6 separate regions of the Mus musculus genome follow, and regions 2, 3, 4, 5 and 6 are each linked to region 1. The links are chromatin loops, found by intact Hi-C in ENCODE. Cell type or tissue: heart. All regions are shown on one strand. Region 1 has its middle 24 kb from the start of Mir6899. Region 2 has its middle 24 kb from the start of Gm35803. Region 3 holds the start of 4933402D24Rik (RIKEN cDNA 4933402D24 gene). Region 4 overlaps Klf7 (Kruppel-like factor 7 (ubiquitous)). Region 5 holds the start of Klf7 (Kruppel-like factor 7 (ubiquitous)). Region 6 overlaps Gm35880 (a long non-coding RNA gene).

Region 1 (4,000 bases):
TGATTGTTAATGACTGCACAGCCCTAAATGTCTGGAATTTGGTTTAGATTCAATGTAATTTGACATTTGCCAACCATTATTAAGTCCCTTTGATGCTCTCCCCGTGCAGCCGTGATGAGCAGCTGATTGGCTCTGGGGGGTGGAAAATGCAACTGGCTGGGCAGGGAGTCGATGGGTGTCTGGAAGTCAGCCATCTTCCCCTGCTGCCCGGGCTCAGCAGGCTGGCTGGGCTGGGTGGCCTTCCCCACACCCTGGCGTCTCTGTTTTCACGCACTCTTCTGTAGCCATTTTGTTTGTTTGTTTGTTCTCTTGTTTTCAAAGGGGCATCTCTCTCTAGCACCTGGTCACCTGGCTCAGAGCAAGGCATCTTCTCTTCTATTATTGCTTTTCTGTGAATCAGAAGCCAACATGTCCCCTCTCAACAAAAAAGGGCACAAACCAAAAACCAACCCCCCCCCCAAAAAAAACCCCAAAAGTACTGCCACTTTATCTAGGATTCAGAGAAAGATGCAGAGGTGGGGGTGTGGAAAAGCTACTGTGGGAAAAATACTCCCTGTGGGAAGGTGAGGCTTTTCTCTCCCTTTTCCCTCCACCTCTTCCCCCCCCCCCTCCTTTTCCCCTCCTCATGCTTCCCCCTCCCTCCCTCTTTTCCCCTCCCTCCTACATTTCCTTTGTATTTCTCACAACTCCTGGGTTCCTCATCTCGTGCATAAGTAGTCAGTTCCCCCCTCCCCCCCACTTTTAATTTCTTTCCTGCCATGACCTGGCTCCCCACAGAAGCTCATAATCTTCCAGTCCCCAATTCCAGTTTCCTGAGAGAAAAAAAAAATTTTTTTTTTCCGATTGTTCAGGTTCAGAGCTATGGTTCATCCCTGGTAAGGTGCGTGTGTTCATCCTTCTAGAACTCAGGTAAGCCATAGGTAAGGCAGGAGCAAGGCAAATGTCACCCAGAGACTCTTCTATAGGGTAAAGCACAAACTACGCCCCTTTCATGGTCGTGAGGTAAACTTTAGAATATTCCATCTAGCCTTGCAGACACTTGAGCTGTGTATGCTAATAATTCGTGGTGAACTCCTACCTTCAGGGACAGCGTGCCGACTCCCCTTAGCAGAAAGATGGGTTCCTCCGCATTCATACCTGTGACATTCACCTGTGAACAGTGCTAGAGGGAAAAAAATCAGAATCATTCGCGGCAGCTCCATGAGAGCAAGAGCAGAGAACACAGTGAGAGAAAAGCCCTAATTTCATTCCAATTAGGACAAAGATAACGTGTGTAAGATATGCGACTTTTGTCACGGGTAAAACAGCCTAGTAGAAGAAAAGGATAAGAGAAGGCTCTAGATTCATTTCCCTAGCTCTCGGGCTGTGACACTGGTGAGCTGTGTGGCCTGAAGTCCATTGCTTGGCCTCTCTGGGCCTTGATCTTTCAGCAGTGCTGCAGTGGCTGCAAGTAAGGAAAATGGACAGAGTAGGAGGGAGACACCAGGCTACTTCCCCTCCTGCGCCAGATCTTTTAAACAGGATTTCCTCTTGCAGTTTGGAATTCCAAAAATATTCCAAGATTAATTTTACAAGCATTGAGGAGACTTGAGCACACACCACCTGTACTGTTCTGGCTCCTTTGAAGATGCCTGCAGGAATTCTCTAGTCTATGCAAGGGAACAAGTGGGCCGTCCTTGTATGCTTGCTGTGGTAGCATACATATCACAAACAGAAATTCTAAACACTGGGATCGGGTTTCCTAGTACGTGTGTAGTTTTCTTGTCACCTCTTTGACTGCCCTTCTGGGTGCCCAAACACAGTGCCCCCCTACTTCTCAAGAGTCTACCTTGTAGCTGGTTAGTTCACGCCTGAGATGGGCTTTTCCCAGCTTCCTTCCGGCTGTTTCTCCACTGGCTGAATTCCTCAAAAACTAATCAATGTGTTCTCAGAAAACAGAACCTGGCTAGGAATGTTTATCATTTTCTTTGCTAAGTGCTGTTTTTTTTACACGTTGGACCTCTGATTTCCTACAATTCTTGGAGAGCACTGGCAGGAAGAGGGTAGGAAACCCCGTGCCATAGAGGGACTGTGATTAAGTCGGCTTCCGTTCTCTCCTTCCTTTCTGGGCTGGAGTGAGCTGGGTGCCCTGAACCAGCGGCTCTCCCCACCCCCCACCCCACAGGAGGCCAGTGTCTTTGATGGTGTATTTTTAGACGATCTGAACAGAATGACCGCTGCGTGTCTGTCCCTCCCCAGCAGCAGGCTTTTCCATTTACTTGCTTGTTCACTGATTTGGATTTCCTTCCAAATAAAATGTAAGCAAGGCCAACGCGCTGTCGTTAGAAAACATTCCTGCCTTGAGAAGCAGCTTTCAAGGAGAAATGATGGAAATGAGAGTAAAAGGAAAGGCGTCAAGGGTTCCAAAAGCATCCCCACAGTGGTCTAAGAGGAACTTTCAGTTTTTAATGTGCATGTGTGCGCGCGTGTGTGTACATATGCATAAGCTGTGAAGACCAGAGGTCAAGGTCCGGTCTCACCTCTGTCTTTCTCTACCTTCATTTTGAAACAGTGTCTCTCACTGGGTCTGGAGCTCACCAATTGGACTGAGGTGGCTAGCTAACCAGCTCCAGGAAGCCTCAGGTCTTTGCCATCACTCCCTCCCTCCCCAGTCGCAGATGCCTGCTCTTTTAGCCGATGCTGTAGACCTAGACTCAGGTCCGCCTCACTCTTGCTAACCCTAGACCATCGGAGCTGTTTCCCCTCTAAGAGACACTTGATAGTGACTGTCACAACCTGATCACAGGTGGTAGTGTGTTTCCAACTCTGATAGCACATCTGATCTCATTGCTTTATTATCTAGATTTTAAATAATAGTTCTCATGACAGGGAACTAGGGAAACAGCCAGGATCTAAGCCTGTGTCCTTAGCACCATCTCTCCTTTGTATTGAGGACACTAGAGCCCAGGGAGGGCCATTAGCCCAGGGAGATTTGGCTGTAGGACCCTAAATAGGAAGCCTGAGATTTTAAAAAAAGCAACTCTACTAATTCTATTTCTCCTTGGTGTGCTGTCCAGCCCATACCGAGCAAATTTAACTCAACCATGATAGGTTGTACAAAGATTTGCGTCACTTAGCAGATCTTTATGTTTATAAATGGGTTAAAATATTCTGTAAATTTGCTTGCTCAGAAGGTGTGCTCTACTCTGTTTAGATTAAAGCAGGCAGCTTTGTTTTACAAGTGAAGCCACAGCTACACCATTGTATGTGTTCTTTTACAAGAGGAAGCATTTTCGTTTGGTGTTTTATGATACAGGAGTTGGGATTAATTAATTTACTAATTTAGCTAATGAGTAAATGCTAAGCTAAAGACTGGGCTAAACCCTGGGAATTCAAGGATGCTCAAGGCAATTTATATTAGTTAGAACTGTGTGTTTATGCTTATTCATTTGCTTTGGTGGTGACAGAAACTCAACATGAAAAGGCCTCGCACAAAGGGGAGTTCATTGGAAGTATCTCGGCATATACACAATTCAGTACAGGACTATAGGATGGAATGTACTTCTAGAAACATTCAGACTGGGAATTCACTTGCTCAGGCCTTCCCCTCCATGCATTTATTTCACTGTTCTCTTCCTAGAGACTTCTACTTCTTTGCCTTCATCTCAGAAAATGTGGCCGCCATAGCTATAAAGTGCCTTTGTCAAAGCCAGAGATACTGACTTCTTGGTTACAATACCATAATTCCCAAGGAAAGCATTGGTGGGCTCTGTTTGGGCCAAGAGCTCACCCTATACCCACTCTTGACTGTGGGCAGCCTTCTCCTCCTCAGTCGGGGGCACAGCCTCAGTCAACCAGCAAGGGCCAAGTGTGGTTTTGCAAAGACACAGGACCATTATAATGGAGCCTGTGATATCCATATGAGATCCAAATGAGTGTAAGTGGAAAGTAGCTATGAGTGTAAGTGGAAAGTAGCTATTCCTGGAAAGGGGGATCATGGGAAGACAACCTGGGATCATGA
Region 2 (4,000 bases), 280 kb before region 1:
GTGTGTGTGTGTGTGTGTGTGTGTGTGTTTGGGGGGGGTCTCTGTTTATGTGTTTATATGGTCTCTGAGTGTGGTTTCTCTCTCTCTCTCTCTCTCTCTCTCTCTCTCTCTCTCTCTCTCTCTCTCTCTCTCTCGTTTCTTTGCTTATGCATTTGTGTGGTCTGTATGCGTCTTCTCTGTTTATGTGTATGTGTTTATAAGGTCCCCTACACCTGTGTGTAATTGAGTATATGAACAACAGGGCAAAGTCTCTGCTTTCATGTTGAAAGAAAAAGATTGAAAACCTATAGGCAAACAAGGACATTGCTTTATTTACACCTATCTCTTAGCTTTCTACAGATAACAGTACAAAAGACTGGTTTGCATACAGCTCTGTGATTGGGGTGTAGTTTAACCCCTTGGTCCACAGTGCAGCTGGGTATCAGTTCTACTAGAACCAGAATACTAGCACTGGAGATAATGGGATATAAGTGCCAGGTCAGCTGATATATCAGATGATAAATATTTCACATTTCCCAGTCATTACGACCTGAACGTTTTCAGCATCAGGTTGCTTCAAAACAAAACAGTCACACAAAGCTGGAACTAAGGCTGGGATCAGGTTGGAACCAAGTCTTGTTCTCGGTTGACTCTGCCAGAGAACTGGTCTGGGGGAGGAGGACAGGATACAGAGGGAACAGGAGAGGGCAGAGCTTGCAGGGGACTCTGAGTTTATTGCACTGGCAGGATTTACTGGTTTCATTTCACCCTCAGATCGCTATGGTGGCCCACTGGAGACTTGGAGTGCAACACTGAAGATTTTCATTGTAAGAGTTTCATGTGCCCGGAGCACATGGACCCAGACAGTCGGTTACTCCTTTGGTGACTGGTGGGAAGTGGGGGTGGTGATCTTTGTTACAGACCTCATGGCTTAGAAGATGAAGGCAGTCCCTTTGTGACTTAGAAAATACCAGGTTATGTTGAAATACCTGTCACAGGGCTGTCTGTGCATCGTGTGTATTCTGTCTGCACAAAGCCTGTGCAACTGGGGTGAATAAACAAACGCTATGGAATAGTTGATGACTTGACTTATAAAGAGCAAAGATGGGTTACTTGTCAACATCTGGGGGATGAGTGCAATCTCAAATAGTATGATTTTAGGTAAAATTTATTCCATAAATAGTTTTTTTTCTTAAATAAAATAAAGCCATTTCCTATATGTCAACTTTGGGCTGGTGAGATGGCTCAGCTGGTAAGAGCACTGACTGCTCTTCCAGAAGGTCCTGAGTTCAAATCCCAGCAACCACATGGTGGCTCACAACCATCCATAATAAGACCTGATGCCCTCTTCTGGTTTATCTGAAGACAGCTACAGTGTACTTAGATATAATAATAAATAAATCTTTGGGCTGGAGTGAGAGGGGCCAGAGCAAGATAAATAAATAAATAAATAAATAAATAAATAAATAAATAAATAGTCAACTTCACCATATTGCATATTTTACATAATTTTTAAAGTTTGAGTTCAGAGTATGCATTTTTGTAACTGTACTCCCTTTATTAAAAAATAGATTTTTACAAATTGTATTTTTTGTTTGTTTGTTTGTTTTTCTTTGAGACGGAGTTTCTCTGTGTAGCCCTGGCTGTCCTGGTATTCTGTAGACCAGGCTGGCCTCAAAGTCACAGAAATCCACCTGCCTCTACCTCCCTAGTGCTGGGATTAAAGACCACCACCCATAAATTACATTTTCAATGCCTTAGAGAAGTGGATTCCTTTGTGAAGCTAATACTGCCCCTTCTTCTGGCTGGGTTTCCAAATGTCAGTTTAGATACCAGTCAACAAGCAAACAAAGCAAGAAATGCCCCTGCAGGGGGAAAAAAAAAATACTGGCCTCAGAGACAATAGCTTACTAGTAAGCCCGGCTTGGTCGAGTTCTGCTCTGACATGTTTAGTATTTAACTATGCAGCTTCCTCTTTTCTCCGGAAATAGAAAGGACCAACTTCCTCCCCCCCCCCGCCCCCCCCCGCCCCCCCAGTGGCTGCCCCATTGTCCCATTCTAAAAACTCCCTTGTTCAGACACCTGCTTCCTCTGAAGCTTCCAGTCCTTGGTGCTTTATCTCTCCGGTGAGTTTTGTCAGGCTTTCAGTTTCTGTTACAGCTTTCAAAGAACTTCAGAAGGCGCTGCTGAGGCGCAGAGCTGGAAGCTGGCAACTCCAGGGAGCTTATCCTGCAGTAGTGCTTTGGGGAAGACCAGCAGAGCGTCAGACCCAGCCAACACGGTCCTGTGACCAGAATCCAGCTCCATTTACTTTAACTCAGCTCAGCTCACTTTCTCTTCCACCTAGATGGGAGATCGTTTTCACAGACAATCAGTACAATAGAAATAAGAAATCAACTGAATGAAAAAGTCCGAGATAACCCCTCTCCTCTCATCTGGCCAAAGGCACACTAGAGACCTGGTGGTTGATAGATATTGCTTAGGCTGAAGCACCTACAGGTCTCTCTCAAGAGCCCTATCTTGCCTCCCTGGCATAAAATCTTGCAAGTATTTTCCTTTTAATTTTTAAAAATTTACATTTATTTAAAAAAAAAACAAGGTATACTTGTTCATCAACAATGATACAATTTAGAATTTTATCAGGGAAAACAGACAAACAAAAACAAACAAACAAATTTCTCAGTATTTCAAATGCCCAGCATGTTACTCCTTGGGATTCTTTGAGGGCTAATAAATCAGTATGTCAGGTATCCTTAAAGCTTTGAAAATGATGATGTTTTAACAGTACTTCTAACAACTTCCAGACTCCATAATGGGAATAACTAAAATTCTTGTTTAAAGACTGCAATATACTAAGTGTGGCAGTGCTTACAGACCTGTGGTTGTTTATAAAGTCTCCTTTAGTTTAGATCAGTTGATCCAAAAATGGGAACGATTATCTTTCTTTGTCATCTCTCCTTTAGGTGAAAAATGAGGCTGACATATTTATGGATTTTTGTGACTTTTTAAATAAATGACTTCCTGGGATGTGATTCCAGGAAAAAGATGCTTTAAGAGATAGTGTTTCAGAGAAGGCAGTGACTGGGTGGTATTACCCCGATGGCAAGGCCCTCCACTTTGGGCCGGGGAGCTAGAGGTTATCAGAGAGGCATCCTGTTGGTTCTGCTCCACTTCCACATGGTCACATGTTGATAAAATGCCCTTCACGGGTGTTTGCAGAACCTAAGGATGAAGAAGGCCTTTGCTTTTCCCCACACTGTGTGTGCTAGCCTGTTTCAAGGGGATCAAGGAATGCTGAAAAACACTGAGGGCTTGCCAGACTTCCTTGAGAATATGGAAATCTTTTGGAGAAGAAATTCCTTCCACACCCTTTAAAAGAGCTTCATGCCTCCCCCGGGGCGGGGAGGGGGCAGGGGAATAATGTCTCATTGTTCTGTGGGGTGTTAGAGGAGGAAGAAGTCTTCCTGATGTGGTAATAGAATTTCCTTATTTTTTGGAAATGAGGAAACAAAGCCCAGAAAAGGGAAGTCCCTCTCCATTCCAGAGAGTGAGTCCGTGTGCATGGCCCAGGGCAAAACTTAGGTTTCCTTTCAGACAACCTAACGTTGTCACCTAGGACGACCTCAGGCGGCCCAGGATGACTCCCAGAAGGCCTGGGAACCAAAGCTCCACTTCTCCCCTGTGCTATGCTCATGATCCACCTGGCCTTTGTTCTAGGTCAGCCTTTATTCATCCTGTTCCCAAGATGGCCTTTGCTCCTGAGGGAGAAATAGTCATGGCCTCCTGCCTCGAGGGCCCTGACTCATTTCTAGCTAGGATTGCATCAGTCCGTATTCAGTCTCTGTGAGCAATATGGGTTCAAAGTCACGTATGTGGGAGTTTACCAAAGCCACAACATCCCACATTTATGCAGTGACGGCAGCATAAAGCAAAGAGAAACATACTCTATTGGGGCTTCTTACTTACTAGAGATGCTGCTATATCAAACATCAAGAATTAAAATCATAATCCTACCAGGTAC
Region 3 (4,000 bases), 250 kb after region 1:
CATGAAGAACATGACAACGGGAAGCAGGCAGCACCCAACATGGTTTGCCTGACTCGGGATTTAAACACTTGCAAAGGTAACCCAAACCATGCTGTTCTGCACGGCTAGTGGTCCTCCTCACTTAAGATGACTGGGATTGAGAGGGGAGTCACCCACCCACAGTATCATGTCACCTTCTACCTCTGATTTTTCTACCTCTGATATTTGCCTCGTTCATGTCACAAGTCTGTTGCAAAAATCACATGAGACAATGTGTTTGAATACTGCCATGTCTCATGAAAATATGACAACGCAGAATTCTGATTTTCAATTTTGATACAACTCTTAATAATTAAAAAAAAAAAGCATAAATGGCCTTTATTCTCTGAGTCTAGTACCAGGAAGAAAAGTGATAGTTTGCCAAAAAATAGTTCAGGTCTTGAGAAACCCTCTGAAATGAATGTAGGAACAAAAATATGAATGGAATCCTACTCTATGACAAAAGACATAAATGGTTGCCTCTCCAATTGGAGAGAACTGTCTGTTTGCAACGAGTGACACAGAAAATGACTTTGTGCAGCACATCTCTAAGAGAAGAGTCTTTCGGTGTCGTCTGTACAGGGCACACAGCAGCATTGTGAGAAGATGAGGAATCTGCTGATGCTCTCTGTTCTGTTCTGTTTCATAGCAACCCCCTATGGTCAGTAGAACACTAACTGTCTCCTACCATTAGACAATAGTCTTCAGAAAGGATGTGCCGCAGAACAGCTGATGGACATGAATTATTTTAGACGAGGTAACCAGAGGAATCCAAGAAGCCTTAAGAGACAGGCTCTTGCGTTGCCCTGAAGAATTTCTGGCCCTAGCTTCCTTCTTTCCTGTCTTCATTTAACCAACATTTACTGAAATTAGATTGTTTTCTGCCCCCAGAAAATAAAGGAAAGGAGCCCACAAGGTCTCATTCACAAAAACCTTTCCAACTGACTGGGAGCAGACTGCACAGCCCCCTCCTCACTCCAACAGGGTTATGAGACAGAAAAGACAAAGCACAGAGGGCAAAGGGGAGAATGGAGACGCATCCTGCAAAGTGGTCAATGAGTTGTGTGGTGCAGGAGCATCCTGCGTGATAAACAGATGGTAGGGACACCGCAGAGGAGAAAGCACTTAGAAAGTCCAGAGAGATGAAACCTGAATGCTGTTGAGGGGTCCGTAGATGGGGCACAAGAGGGTAAAGATAGAAGACCAAAGAACCTTTCCAAAGTGCATCCAGGTCCAATTTGACAGTCTGTGTATAGCAGAGAGGATGTATGTATATATATTAATAAGGAGAAAGGATGCTGTTATCAGACCCGGGTTTTAGGAAGGGCCCAGCAGGGATAGCAGATTCTTTCAAACAAGTCTAGTGGTCAGTCACATCATTCATGTGTCTCCTAGGACAGCCTGCTCTCTTCAGCACGGACCTGAAACCCAATTGCCCCCGCAGACTTGAGATGTTTGCTGCAGCTACAGAAAGGAAGTTAGAATCTGCTGTCCTCCACAACTTCCCGAAGAGCAAGGAAAACATTGGAAAACTGTCAGCCCGCTCTCAGAAGGTGAGCGCACAGATTGCAAAGCGTTTCCACCTCTCCAGCTTGGCAGTGATACAAAAATGCGGTCGGTTCCCTTCCCTCCAAGTAACTCACAGCAGATGCTGATGCCCTTAGCCTCTTCCCCAGCTACAGTTCCCAACATCATTTCCTTCCAGAGGTCAGGCATATGGAGCTCATTAAATTCTACACAGCAACATTCAAACCGTGTGAAACTTTTTGTTTGCAGTGCAATTTAATGTTGAGTTTGATTTAAGAGGAACTGCATATTCTTGGTCCTGGGATGGAAGCCTATTCATCCAGAAGTTTAAAGCCTGGTTTAGGATGATGGGTTGGAGAATTGCAGCTTATGTTGAGAATTTTTAAAGGTGGAAGCACGTCCTGTCTTAGAAATTATCTACTCCAGCTTCATCTTTCATAGAGTGGAAAAAACCAAGGTCTGGACCATTCACATGGTAGAGGTAGAGCCTACAAACTGGGTGTCCTCATCCTTGGCCCAACAGCACTGCTATCCTTGACTCCCCATAGATCAACATACAGAAAGAAAAGACAAACAACCTTTCTCATCCAAGGTAAAACTCACTTCAAAATGAAAATGGCCACCCATTTATAATGTGCTAGTTCTCTCATATTCTATTATAAAAATAAGAACATTAAGACTTTTTCTTGAAAACAACTGGCTTCTGATTGCTACAAGACTATAATATATATAATATGTGGAATGTAGTAGCTAGGAATTTAAATAACTTCCTCAGAGTTATGTGGCATAGTAAAGTGGGAGTCTTGGTGTCTTCACCTGTAAATGGGTAAGATGGTTCTCAGAGTTGGATGTTTTGTTTACTTAAACTTTAAGGGAAATGCTTAAAAATCAGTGGCTGTTGTATTTTGAAGGAGTGGGAGGGCTTCAGTCTGCTTAAACAGACTCATCAAATACTCTTCCAACTGCAGCCTAAAACCTCTGAACCCATGAGCAAAAATTAAACATTTGCTACTCTTGTACTCATTATCTCAGGTACTAGGTCATGAGGGAAAAGCTATCACACACACACACACAGAGCCTATGACTGAGTTTTATCAACTTCATTTACTAATATTAGCCCTCCAGTGCATCGAATCACTTGTTTAAAATGAAACCCAATTGTGAAACCACTTTCCCACCACTGAGGATTCTTACAGACTTGGTTTCTTGAAGAGAAGTGGAGATGCTTTCTATTTATTGGACCAGGCTCAGGAACCTTGGGGAAGTCACTTGCCATGGAACCAGAGCCTGCTCCCAGGATAAGAAGGTAAGAAACGAGGGTGTGGACGACTCTAGGTCAGACCCAGGGAAGGTAGAATTCTCTGGAAGTGTTTGTGAGAGTAATATTCCATCTCCAAAACAACTGCATGTTACTAACACAAGCAGGAAGGATTACTGTAGCTCTTGAAGAAGAATTTTTACTCTGCAGGAAGGATACAATGAAAGAAAGAGCCTGTGAGCTACACGACCCCCAAGCAGCCTGTGGGAGAAAAAGAATGCCTTGGGCCAACCAACTTTGCCCCTATTCAGGATAAACTATCTCCTACTTCTCACACACACACACACACACACACACACACACACACACACACACACACATTGAAGGGTAGACCACACACCTCCTGTGCTCTGCCAGCAACTTTCAGAAATGAGGGTCAATTCCATCCCTGCTACTTGTACTTCAAGACCTCATCCTTCACACTGTTATCACCATAACCCTATCATTACGCTGCTTGTTAGTCATGATTAAAACAATAAACAAAGGGAAAAGTCTTTCCCTGGTGAGCATGAATAATTGCAGATGAGCACATCTTGTTTGGGCCCCACACCGTGTAATGTTATATGCTATTACCAACAGTATTAGAGGATGTTTTATTGCCTGATACAATTTCTTTCTAATTGTACTATCTGCTCCCTTCAGATTCCAATCTCATCCTGAAGGCCCAACAAAGTAACCCAGAGGGAGTTTATAGCTCTTGCCTGCAATTTATGGAAAAAGTCTTTCTCCTTGGTGATATAACCCTGAAGCAAAAAATGTGAAACCAAGCAGAAAGAGGCAGGGCATGCTTTGACTACCAGACATTAAAAGGAAGAGCATATGGGATATGAGCCTTGCTGCTGGGGTAACTAGCAAGGAGAAGAAGTCTAGGGGATCATGTGCCATACACCAGCAAGCTCACACTAGAAAACCAGTTCACTCAATGGGCTGGCTCAGTCCTGAGGCTGCAAACAGCTAGGATTTCTTTTGTCCTCTCTCACTGGCTCTGTCAGCTCTTTCCTCGCTCAACAAGAATGCCTCTGGCATATGAGAAAGTAGTTTATTCACATCCAGAGGTTAGAAGAACCTAATTTCAGGTATCTTAAAAATGCATCTGCTGATCTATCTTTAAAAGTCATCTCTCACCCAATTTTAGGT
Region 4 (4,000 bases), 69 kb before region 1:
GGTGTCCATTTGTCCACTCTGCTATCCTTGGTGTTTTTTAGAAGCAAGAGAAAGAAAGAGGAGATGGCCAAGGGAGATGGCCTCTGTGGGTCAAAGAAATGGATTTTCCTTCCACTCCAGGAAGCAAAACTTCCTCTACTCCATGAAATAAACCTTCCTCTCAGCTTAGAGTATGAGATTTGCTCTATACTGTAAACACGTAAACTTATCCCCTGAAGCTCTGAAGTACTTACAGTTAAAGCCTGGTAAGAAATTTGAACACAGACAACCAGCCTGCCTCTTATGTTTTTCAGTGAAGAAATTTTTGAATTCATCATAGTTCTGGGCTCCAGTCTCCAGAATTGTGACCACTGATGGGTTTTCAATTTGATCAGAGTTGCTTGCTCTGTTCATTCATTCACCCACCCATTCACTCATTAAGCAAAATATATGGCAGGTCACAAGTCAGGAATGAGTCCAGTTGCCTTTGTCATGCACATACTCTAGCTAAATTTTCATTTTAGAGATTGATGAAATCAATAGCCTCAAGGAGCCAAGAAATACAAAATTGTAGCCCTCTGTTAAACCAGGATCACTGAGTGTCAGAGGCATTGGGGTTCCTGTTCAGAGGCAGGTCTCATACAGTCCCGGTCCTCCAAACCCTTTCCCTTCACCACACTATTGACATTGGGCGTCTCATGCTTTGACCCTGCCCTCCATGGTCGGGTCTTCCTTTGATCTTCCCATTGCTATTTCACGCCATCTGAGTGCCACAGACTGTGCATACACTCTAAGCTCAGCCCATCCTTCCCTTAGATGAGAATCCTGAGCTCAGAGAGGTTGAGGTTGCTCCATCATGCAGCCATTTTAAATATTTTAGGAAATTGATTTTACCGGCACACAGTTACACAAAATCACAACTGTTGCACAAGAAAAGCGGTTCAGGGCTGGCTTTCATTGTGCCCTTGGCTGCCATTTTTCCATGGTCTGAGGAAGTACAACACTCTTCCTGTACCCTGCATTGTCTGTAACGTTCCGATCCCGAGGTTCCTGGAAGCTGTATTTGAGTGTCTTCTGTGATTGTCAGCAACTAGATTGCATCTGCCACTGAGGGCCCCAGTGGGCTTTGAACCTCTTCTTCTCCGGAAATTCATGCTGTTGAGAGGGAGAGGACAACACCGTCCATGCGTGCAGTGATGCCCTGAGTCAAAGAAGTGTGTGTGTGTGTGTGTGTGTGTGTGTGTGTGTGTGTGTGTGTGTGTGTGTAGTAGAGGAAGGGCATATTTAATTAACCCAACTCAGAAGTCTGTAACAGTGTTCTAGGAGGGAGTCCGTGAGATGACTTTACTAAATAAATAAGAATCCCAGAAGCGCCAGTCAGGCTGAGCAGCAACCTGGGAGAGGAAGGGGAGATGATGTCATGGTTTCGGCATGTTCCCATCCTGACTGCTGAGAGTACCGAGGCTCATGGAGTTTGTGTAGGGTGTGTGAGTGTGTACAGGGTTAATAGGAACGGGTGGGGTGTGTACGAGTGAGCTGTAAAACAGATTAATAACCCCTTGTCAGACCTTTCCCCGTTAACTGTGTTTTTCAGTAATTTTAGTTTGAATGAGAGAGAGCTCTCTAGCCAATTAGTGTTTATTTGTTTCTTTTGGCAAGGCATGTTGGGTGGTGGGGAGAGGAATGAGATTGGTGAGTTTCAAATTTGTGTTTTGTTTTTGCATTTTGGAGGAAGTGAGTAGCATGAGTTTGGGTTTTCAATGCTGCCCCCCCTCCCTCCCCGCTTTTAAGAGGCAGGAGGCAAGACGTGGCCAGCTGGTGCCTTGAACTGACACAGGTGCAGAGGCTGTGGGGGGTGGGGAGCCAAGAATAATTACAGGTTTCTGAAGCATCAGGCCCTGCCTGACACAAGCGCTCGTCAAGAAAACTGCTCTTTATGGAAAATTAATGGTGAAGCTTAAAACCCGTCGGGCTCATTGTTGTTCTTGGGACACCATCTTGCAGAAAAGAGGTCTTTCCCCAGGTCCGTGGGCTCTGTGAGACGCCTGCCTTCCCAAACAGGAACTGCTTAGCGTTGTTACTGACTGTAATGGATTTTTTCCTTTAGGATTGTGAACTTGAGACCCCTGTGGGGTTGCATATCAGATATCTTGCAGATCAGATATTTACATTACAATCCCTAACAGTAGCAAAATTACAGTTACGAAGAAGCAACAAAATAATCCTATAGTTAGGGCCACCACAACTGGAGGAACTGTATTAAAGGGTTACAGAATTAGAAACATTGAGAACTACTGCCTTAGGGAGTCATCTTGTTTAATTTTTAGATCTATCTCTTGACAGCAGTATATAGAGAGTAATTTTCTTTGATTCTTAAGGCATGGATTTTATTATGTTCATGAGAATGAAATAATGACTAAAATTGGGACATCTATTGAGACTTGGTTTTAGGGTACTTAAGTAGCAAATAGTAATAGTATTTCCACCTGTTTGATCCTAAATGGTGGCTTGGCTGGAAGAGATGGATAGAGGAGACAAAGGATCATCTGTATGTCTAGCTGTTCGTGTGCACTAGTATCTTAATTACTCCAGAGTTGGAATTTAATTAGCTTAGTAGCTGAGGAACAGTGAGGAGCCTCCTTGAGGGCCAACTGAAGACCGGTGGACTTCAAACTGATATGTTTGGGGAGGTAGCACCCAAAAAAAACAATGAAAAACTGAGTTTTGTCTGTCCGTCTGTCTGTGCTTGGTCCATGTGGCATCCAGTTGACACTGTTACCTTGAAAATTGATGGTAAGAGCCAGGATAAGGCATTCCTATTTGGAGAAGGAGGGAAGCCTAGAACCCAGGGCCCAGCTTTGCCCAGCTTTGCCCAGCTTTGCCCTGATTGTGTGACTTCAGTGTCAAATTTGGAACAGAGTGGTTTGTAGGATTCACGTTATGTATGCATTGAAACTAAAAATCCCTCAGGAGATCAAAGGGGAATTTGAGGATGCTGTACATCGTGTATCCCAGGGGAAGTAATTTCAAAGACACTGTCCTCTTCCCGGGCCTTTAATCCCATCTCCTTCCTTCCTGGCTTCCTCAAGAAAAAATATCCAAACTAATGTTGTCTTTGTATGTTGGAAATGATTTGGGGAGGAGAAGCACTAAAGAGGTTTTGCTATAAATTTCCTAACTTTTGTTTGTTTAGAATTAATTTTCACAGCATTGTCTCTCAGAATTTACAAATTGCTAGAGGGAAATGTTTAATTTGGTTTCAGCTCTGGCAACCAGTGGATCTGAGAAAGAGTCAGGAGGAATTTCATTGGCTCTAGAACCCTGGTTGTTTTGTGGAGTTCAGCAGCTCTGACAGCAGTGTGTAATACTATTGTACCTATGGGGTATGCTACTGATGTGGGGTTTTCTTTTTTAAACCTAGTAGTTAAAACACGAAGTAAGAGATTTTTACTTGTGCTGTATTCTTGCTCACTCGAGTCTTCTAGATAGAATCCACTTCTTTCCAGCTTTCTAATGCTAATGTGCTAGTGATAAAAATCAAGAAATGGTAAAAATTGTCTTGGGACTGACTTCCTAAGATGTAGGAGGTGGATTGTACACTGGTTCATTTGCTCATTCTGCCCTGAAGGATGTTCAGTGTGACTGTGTTCTCCCTCAACCCATTTTAAAATGTTGAGGCCACAGAGTCCTGGTGCTCGGAAATCGAGGGTCTCCACAGGCGTACTGGGTTTGTCAGTGCTGGCTCTTCTCAGCCAGCCACAGAGATAAAAAGGTAGCAAATCTCACTGGTTCTTTCCCATCTTTCAACTCTGACCTAATTTCAAAAGAGTGGAACTACGTCAGCATCTTTGATCCTATCTTTTGAAGAGAGAAAACCCATCAAGTTCACACCCATATCAACCTTGATGAATCTTTTTGTTGATTTTTAGGAGTTAGATGAATTCTTTTTTGATTAAAAGTCTAAGTATATGCACAGCCACAAAGTCTCTGGAAAGAATAATTTAGAAGATGTCTACAGCAA
Region 5 (4,000 bases), 100 kb before region 1:
GACAGCTGAGAGCAGGAGAGACAGACTTGTTCCCGGATGAGCTCCCCACTGGCCAGCCAGTACCAACAGGTCAGCCCTAAAGTCAGATGCACACAAGCAACACTAAGCACATGGAATAAGCTGCACGTATATATTTATATATTCACACACACACACACACACACACATATACACACACACACACACCCCTCAAAGAGAAAGAGACCATGAATTTGAGAGGGAAGGGGAGGGGACATGAGAGAAGTTGGAAAGAGGAAAGGGAAGGAAGTAAATTTAACAAACAAAACAAATTAAAAAATTATAATATTTACATATGATGAATGTTGAAAGCAGACATTTTTGAGTATTTCGTTGCATACTCCCTTAGAACAAATTCTTAAATGTCCTATAAAACTTTGAAACAGACCTCCAAATGTAATTTGTAAGATTTACTTTGTAAAATGTCATTGAATGGTTTTTGTTGTTGTTGTTGTTGTTGTTGTTGATTGTTTGTTGTTTGTGTGTTTTGTAGCCTGGGTGCTTGAAAGTTACATGGGGCAGTCTTCCAACCCACTGGAGCAATTTCTATAAACACATATTAACTTAAAACCAAAGCCTCAAGGTTTTGCCATGCAGAGCCTCATGCAGAAGCCTTATATATCAGACACTCCTGGACTTGAAGCACGGTCTGGCCACTTCCTGCTTATCTGAGCATCATTAATTTGTATACTAAGCTTGGGGATACTCATCCCTTAAGGTGAGAATCCCTATGCTGGTGTCCTGCTGGGTGAAAGGATACATGACGCATAAAAACGTCTGTGTACATAGAGCAGAATGTGTGAGAAATATTTGCCAAAATCTTCAAACTCAAAAGTTAAGATATACTTTGATCAAAAATAGCAATAAGCCGAGTTTGGTGGAACCCACACTCAGGAGCGAGAGGCAGGTCTACAAAATTGAGTTCCAGGACAGGTCAGGGCTAAATAGGGCTCACACAAAACAAGACAACAAAATGCAAACCAACTAAATAAAAATAGCAATAGTATAAATATAAAACACAAAAATTAATTCCCTTGAGCCTTAAACAGTAAATTATGTGATCTCGCCTTGATGTTTACCTATTGTATCCAAGGTTGCTTTTTTCTTTTCTTTTTTCTTATTACTCATAAATACATCTACGTTAGGACCTCTCAGTGGATTTCTGCCCAAGCCCTACAACCAGATCGTGTTGGGGGAAGAGTGGACAGGGTGAGACCTAACAAATTATTGCAAGGTTTCGCTATCTTATTTTCTTCTAGACTCTGGCCTGTTCTCTATGGAGACTATAAGTTCAGGTGCTATTTAATTTCTTTGCTTAAAGTCTGGGGACAGTGGACAACAACATTTAATGCCTCCTAACAGTGACATACTACCCTAGGCGTATTTTGTTTCTTCTAACAAGAGTGGCAGATATTTGAATTCTTGTTCCTGGGAAGCCCAGGCCTTTACTGCCATTTGCTCAAGTCATGGAGCTGATCGGAGGCAGCACATTGTAAGCAAGGCATCAATTATGCAAAGAATTTTGTTTCTTTGACCAACAAGAATGTCAGGCACTAAAGGGCAAATAAACCGGCTTTTCTCCAATCTTAGTAATTAATTTCCTCTGGGGGAAATGGGTGATCTTTTGTTTTATGAAACAAATGTAATGTTCTTATCAATAGAAAGGAATGATATGGAGTCGATTAAATTGTATTTCTCCCATTGAAGGTATAAGGACGTTTCTCGTGTCTAAGTACTGAATTCTGTAGTTATTCTAAAGGAGTCCAGCTTTCGGTGTATTTTGGAGAAGGCACACGAGCCATTTAAGGTCAAGCAAACAAATGGGCAACTCTTAACCACGTGCATTGCACAGGTTTCCATTTCTGAGCTTGCAGAATCTTGAGATCTTTAGAGCCCTGCTCCATACCTGCTCCATGAAGTTACTGGATAAACCTCTTGTAAGGATCTGCTAGCTAACTGCTCCCCGCTCCAGCCTGCACCCTAATTCGACCCACGCTCCCCCTATTCTCTTTCATGCACACGCTTAGATGCTGGACACCAGACTCCTGGCCAGGTTTTAGGCTCAGTTCAGAGGAAAAGGAGGGCGGTAGGCGATCGGCGGCGCGCACGGAGGCGCGCGGGCCGGGGCGGGGACAGCGTGCAGCGTCGGGGGCGGGCGCAAGCTAGTCTCCGTGCAGCTCGCCTTTGTTCTCTGCCATTGTGAGGCACTTCCTCTCTGGCACTTCATTTCGGCACCCTGTGGGGAATTCGGAACTGGCTTTTGGGCTTTAGTCTGGGGTACGTGACGCTGTCCTGAGCCTGGGCTCTCCCTTGCTACCCTTCTTCCCCATGCTTGGCGGAAGGCCGAGTGCAAAGAGCTCCTTGCCCCCGACCGCTGCGCCGCCGCTCTACCGGCTGCTCCCGCAGGAGGCATCTTAACCCAGGACCGGGACCGCACCTCCCGATCGGCCACCGCGGCAACCCGTCCCCTCGGATCTGCACTGGGTACGGGCGCCGGCGGCTCGGGCGAGCCCTGCAGCGAGGGTCGGAGGCCAGCGCGCAGCCCGAACCCGGCCGCCTAGGCGTCCCAGGAGCCAGCGCAAGTGTCGCAGCAACACTCCCTGGCGCTCAAGCTCCCCGGCCGCCTGGCGGACTCCTCTACCCCTTTATATAGCCCTCTAAAAATAGCTTGCCTCGTACCGCCTTGTAAGGCAGCAGGGAGATCCGCAGCGCGCCAATCGGCGGCTGCCGTCGGGGCCAGGCCCCGCCCCATGGTCCTCTCCGAGTGCCGCATTGGTCCTCAGTGACTTCATGAGCCCCCTGTTTACCTTACATGGTCACACGCGGCCTAATGGACGCCCTCCTCCGAGATCCCACGGCTGCGCGCAAAACGGGGCGGAGGGAGGGAGTTTGGGGAGGGGGAAGAGCAGGAGGAGGAGACAAGGGGGGGGGACTACAAACTAGCGAGGATGGGGTGGGGGGTGGGGAGGGAAGGGAAGGGGTGGGGGGGGAGAGAAGCGATCGCGAGAAAAAAAATGCAACCTCCCAAAATAAAGAGCAAAGATTGCATTAGGAGCGAACAGCGCTGCAGATATAGATGGCAGCTTCGTGTCAGTGAGTTTGCGTTCCCCTTCCTGATCCACGCGCTGGAGTGATTAGAGCCCTGGAAGGGAATTGTTACTCCCGTGAAGTCCCCTTTTCCTGGCAGTCATCTGCACTGTACACGCTGGATCCCTCTCTCCGATCCACCCCACTCACTCGCTCCTCTCTCACCTCCTCTCTCACCTCCTCTCTCTCCCTCCTCTCTCACCTCCTCTCTCCCTCTCTCCTGCATTGATTTTTTTTCTCTCCTTTTTTTAGTTGACTGAAACAAAACAAAACAAAAGGGCCACTGGATGTCTGCCTTCTTGGGGGGTGAGCCAGACAGACTGACAAACAAACAGACCCAGCTGAGCTCGGGGGAGGGTTTCTCCTCCGGTTTTGCCCGGCAGCAGCAGCATGGACGTGTTGGCTAGTTATAGTATATTCCAGGAGCTACAACTTGTCCACGACACCGGCTACTTCTCAGCTTTGCCATCCCTGGAGGAGACCTGGCAGCAGGTGAATGATTTAAATTACTTGTGTAAATCGTGTGGCGGCGGCGGAGACGCAGGGGCTGCGTTTGGTGTGGGCTTTGAGTTGAAATTTTTTTAATTAATTTTTTCTTTTTATTTATTTATTTATTTTTTGGCTGTGTGTTGTTTAAAATGTTTTGTGAAACAATCATATGCGCTTACCTCTCCACCCACCCCTAGCCCCTTAGTGTGTTGAGCTGAGCCGGTCCTAGCTGCCTGCATTTCTGTCACCAACACACATCCTTGCGCACACGTTGTCGGCTCGCTGTCCCCTAGCAGAGAATTGCTGGCGAACTTCTCGGGTTTGGAGGAGCCGGGTGGGAAGGTGGTCGAGCAATGGTTGACAGGATACCACGTTCCTAGATGCAGGAGTTCTGACCTTAGTACTT
Region 6 (4,000 bases), 210 kb before region 1:
CACTTGAAACCTGATGTGGTCCAGTACCGAACTCCACCTCTATTGAAAACAGGGGGCAACTCCTCCAGTTATCAAAACAGGCTGCTTACATGAGGCAGCAAGAGAGGCAGTCAGCATCAGCCACTTTTGTACAAAGGGCTAGGCCACCAAATGAGAGAATATGGTGACAGGGACCAGACACAGCATGGACAGAGGTAGACAGAGTCCTTGTTCTAACTGCCCTCTTTCCTTCACCAGAGATTGCTTCCCCAGACTATTATACTGAATGCCTCTTCTCTCTTTTTGCTTTTGCGCTCAAAATGACCTGTGTATTTTGGCTTTACCTTTCAGAGGAGATGATGGTACCCGTGAGTCAGTAGGCACAATAGGGCAGATCTTGTATGTTCCTGTGTTTGCCAAAAGTCTTGCAGACAAAGCCTAGCATCATTTGTACATGCATAGAAATCATAACTGCCATGGACTGAATTGAGACCTTTAATCATAGCCCATAGTACCCTTGGATGGACTGGTTTTTGAAATAAGGTCTGTAAAGAGGTGATTATGATAAAATCACTGTGAATAGTGTTCCATAAGAGATAGGATAACATAGAGAAAAGATAGGGATACACCAGAGGAAGTTGCCCATTGCAATGCCAGAGCAAGGCCTTCAAAGGGGCCCATGGAAGTGGTGCCTGGATTTCAAACTTCCAGTTTTCAGAAAATTAAGTTTTGTTGTTTAAGCTGCTGTTTCTAGCATTTCTCTAAGGCAGTGGAGTTGATGAATGCCAATATTCAGAATAAGCAAGAGGAAGACAACAAAACAATGAAGAAGTATGGCATCTGGGGAGGTCTGAACTTTAGGAGAGAGGGAGGGAGGGAAGGAGGGAGGGAGGGAGGGAGGGAGAGAGGGAAGGAGGGAGGGAGGGAGGGAGAGAGGGAAGGAGGGAGGGAGGGAGGGAGGGAAGGAAGGAGGGAGGGAGAGAGGGAGAGAGTTCATCTATTCAGCATGGATCTCCATATCTGTGGAACTGCCTTTTATTTATTTATTTATTTTTAGGCTCAAACAACTACCAATCAAAACGCTCAGAAAAAATATTCCAACTGAACCAGACTGATACAGACTTTTTCTTGTCATTGTCCCCTGAACAATTCAGTCTGGCATCTATTTGTCCACCGTTTACGTTAGAGCAGGTATTACAAACAATCTAGACAGACTGTAAAGCAGACTTGGGTCAGTACAGATACAGTGCCCTTTAGCATCATGGATTTAAGCCTTCTGAAGACTTTGGTATCTGCATGTGGGGTGGGGATGAGCTGGAACCAACCCTTTGTAAACTTGAAGTGAAGCACCTTTCAAAAGACAACTGTACTTTCCTTTAAGCCCCTTGGAGCATAGCACGGGCAGCCGGAAGGGGATCTTTATTTTCCCTCCCAGAGAAAATGAAGCATGCCATAAACGCTTAATAATCTGTGGCCACCAGCTGCCGGCACCCCATCTCTGCAAGGCAAGGATAGATAGATCTGGTGATCTGCTCTTACTGGGTACTTAACGCTGGAATTCAATAGCGTATCTTTTCACGTTCCCGCTGGATCCAACCTTGCTGAGTCAGTGCTACCCCAGAGCTTTAGGTTCACAGCTTGTGTATAACCTTGGTTCCAATTGTGAGTGTTCAAAACAGATAAAATATTTAATGTCTTTTTATTGCTCCTCTCAGCAATGCTTAAAGTCCTTGTTGGCCTCTCGCACAGAGGATGGACAAGTGGCTCCTTCCCTTAGCTGCTCTTACAAGCTGCTTTGCAAATGGCTCTGGCAGGTGGCGCAGCGTAGGGGGAGGGCTCACAGTCTGTCCCTGGAGCCTCTGCTGTGCATTGCTCTCTGTAAAGTACCATCTCCCAGCCCTGGGTAGCCTAAACCTCCCTGCCCCTCCCCCACTCCCTTCTTGAGGTTATTTCTCCCTCCTGACTCATGCCTGCTGCTTCATTTGAGTAACTGTGCAAACGTTTAGCCAAGAGGCCATACCGGGCTGTAGGCTTATTTGGGGAGTTTCCAGCACAGGCACTGCGGCAGCATTCCATGCCTTGCCTTCTGGTCAAATAAGGACAAAGGGAACCACGCCTTCCATTCTTGGCAGTGAAGTAAGAACTGTTAGAATGCTGTGTGCTGTGTAGATGATTCTTTCCCGGCACTCCAATGACCCCTTGGTTGTAGAATTATAAATCAGGAAGAAGAAGTACAGAACATGATCTAAGGATGCTCAGGGACAGGGGGCTTATCTCATGCTGTTCTCATCTTCCTGGAGGAAGTCCATGGTGCCTTCTCAGTGGTCCAAAGAGGATGTGCTGCCACCCATGTACATGTCTTCTTTGTCATCAAAGAGAGTCACAAAACAATGCAGTTAGTCTAATACACACATACCCTACCTGGAAATAGAACTCAGAGGAACCAGTACACCTCGGCTGTTCTCGAGAAACACCCTTAGCAGAAAGAAGCCCCTGGTGGGGGAGATGACAAAACAGAGGTGGCTCTAACAGGTTGTCTTTAAAAGCCAATGTAGGTTTGTGATCAGAGCGTTTGGTCTCTGTAAACTCCCATCCTTAGTCTTGTGGAGAACAAAAAAACTTCCAGGGTAGGAGAGCAATTTACAATCCAACATGGAGGTTGTAGGGCTGGGGGTAGGTGTACAGGCAAACAAAGTAGTTCATTGAACTCAAGACCAAGGAGCCCCTCCCCAAACTTCTGATACTTTGTGGTTTTATCTTTTTACTAAACCACAAGCCTAATGTCCATGCAGATGGACCTACCGTGTGTGCCTCTCCCTTCCTGGGAACAGGTAGATGTAAGGGTCAGTGTGTTAGCCACCAGCCCTTTCTGAGAGCTCAGCCTCTTTCTAGAACATGCTTAATGTTATCCGTCCGTGTACTTTACTGGTGTTTAGGAGAAGAAAGCAAACAAAAATAATGGACAGGACAGTGCAGGGATATTGTAAGTGTTTTCTTTACAAGCATTTGGAGATGAGAAGGGTAAACGATCTATTTCCTCACAGAGGACCCTATACATTAGAGCTAAACTAATATTTGGAGGATGATGATCGTGAAAATTTTAAAGGAATCCCTCTGGGGTTGGGATAGAGAATGCTTCTACATAAGATAGATATTTACAGCTAAATGGAAAGAGCAGAAGGTAGAGGAAACAGGCCACGGGGCTCCCTAGACTTGCCATGTGTTCTTATACATCATGGTCCTTTCTTTGAGAATATATAGCTTTTTGTTCTATCCCCTTTAGCCCTTGCCCTTGTACCTGTGTCTCCTGCCTTCTTTCCACCCTCCATGTACTGTTGTCTCAGGGGGCTAAGTGTCCTAGATGCTCACTGGTTTGGGAAGAAGAGCTGTTCTTCCTGACTTTAACACTGTCAGGTTTCCCAATACACATGAAGCCTGACTGAAGAGTCAAGTTCTGAGCTTGAGTAACAAGGGGCCTGATCTGTCTCATTCCTCTTCCCATTCTTAGCATATTCTTTCTTCTCTCTTCCCTGTGCACTCAGGATTTACCTCAGGAGCTGCCCTCAGGACCACGGGAAGTGCCCAAATATCTCTGGCACAGTTGTAACTGAAACTGTTGCAGGTGGCTAGCTGCCATGAGAGCCACTCAGTTAGGTGACATGGTATCCATGGGAGGGGGCAGGGCGGGGCGGGGGAGAAGGAAGAAGAAACAGGGACATCAAAAGAAGAGAGGTAGGCAGATCAGGACCGGGTTTCTTGATCATTCATTTCCAAACGGGATGGCAGAGTCTGAGAATGCGCAAGGTCCAGGCCTGGCGTGAGTCAGCACCAGGGCTGCCTACTGCCAGTTGATTACATTAGCGTTAGTTAGAAGCCAGGAAGGAAGAGGAGATGCTGTATGTAGGATAGATGGAGAAGGAAGAAAATTGTCTTCATATCTTTTGAATTATTTATGACCTGGAAGTTTACATGCTAAAGTCTAACCGTAGAGACCTGATGGGGAGGGCTGGGAAGAGAGCTC

What was found. Peaks named below come from ENCODE experiments on the same cell type or tissue, not always from the same donor. Only the 100,000 strongest peaks of a DNase experiment are listed, where the experiment ranks them.
Region 2: a loop joins it to region 1, with 8 times the contacts of the local background. A loop is called at or near these places in 5 of 42 quality-filtered maps.
Region 3: a loop joins it to region 1, with 2.5 times the contacts of the local background. A loop is called at or near these places in 6 of 42 quality-filtered maps.
Region 4: it touches region 1 in a loop (2.2-fold over the local background); 2 of 42 quality-filtered maps call a loop at or near these places.
Region 5: a loop joins it to region 1, with 4 times the contacts of the local background. A loop is called at or near these places in 9 of 42 quality-filtered maps.
Region 6: a loop joins it to region 1, with 1.8 times the contacts of the local background. A loop is called at or near these places in 2 of 42 quality-filtered maps.

The regions. Positions count from the first base shown.
Region 1 is chr1:64,016,985-64,020,984 of GRCm38, reverse strand. No RefSeq gene overlaps it. Among named protein-coding and RNA genes, the nearest start is that of Mir6899, 24 kb to the left of the region's middle. In heart, no CTCF peak of the experiment used is centred here; DNase peaks (open chromatin) are centred at 144, 1,554 and 2,094; H3K4me3 peaks cover 943 bases; H3K27ac peaks cover 2,676 bases.
Region 2 is chr1:64,301,112-64,305,111 of GRCm38, reverse strand. No RefSeq gene overlaps it. Among named protein-coding and RNA genes, the nearest start is that of Gm35803, 24 kb to the right of the region's middle. In heart, a CTCF peak has its summit at 2,146; DNase peaks (open chromatin) are centred at 2,151 and 3,381; H3K4me3 peaks cover 670 bases; H3K27ac peaks cover 2,252 bases.
Region 3 is chr1:63,765,956-63,769,955 of GRCm38, reverse strand. 4933402D24Rik (RIKEN cDNA 4933402D24 gene) reads left to right here and starts at 689. Exons shown (of 3, transcript NM_001256158.1): 1 at 689-775; 2 at 1,414-1,571. The coding sequence starts at 751. In heart, no CTCF peak of the experiment used is centred here; no DNase peak of the experiment used is centred here.
Region 4 is chr1:64,085,861-64,089,860 of GRCm38, reverse strand. The region is part of intron 1 of Klf7 (Kruppel-like factor 7 (ubiquitous)); the gene reads left to right. The region is part of intron 2 of Gm13748 (a long non-coding RNA gene); the gene reads right to left. Among named protein-coding and RNA genes, the nearest start is that of Gm13748, 8.5 kb to the right of the region's middle. In heart, a CTCF peak has its summit at 2,054; DNase peaks (open chromatin) are centred at 1,090 and 1,420; H3K4me3 peaks cover 311 bases; H3K27ac peaks cover 948 bases.
Region 5 is chr1:64,120,497-64,124,496 of GRCm38, reverse strand. It overlaps Klf7 (Kruppel-like factor 7 (ubiquitous)), which reads left to right and starts at 3,108. Exons shown (of 4, transcript NM_033563.2): 1 at 3,108-3,597. The coding sequence starts at 3,496. It overlaps Gm35880 (a long non-coding RNA gene), which reads right to left and starts at 2,930. Exons shown (of 3, transcript XR_373464.4): 1 at 2,826-2,930. In heart, a CTCF peak has its summit at 2,481; DNase peaks (open chromatin) are centred at 2,206, 2,736, 3,486 and 3,876; H3K4me3 peaks cover 2,620 bases; H3K27ac peaks cover 2,810 bases.
Region 6 is chr1:64,224,260-64,228,259 of GRCm38, reverse strand. The region is part of intron 1 of Gm35880 (a long non-coding RNA gene); the gene reads right to left. Among named protein-coding and RNA genes, the nearest start is that of Gm39654, 30 kb to the left of the region's middle. In heart, no CTCF peak of the experiment used is centred here; a DNase peak (open chromatin) is centred at 2,039; H3K4me3 peaks cover 409 bases; H3K27ac peaks cover 1,700 bases.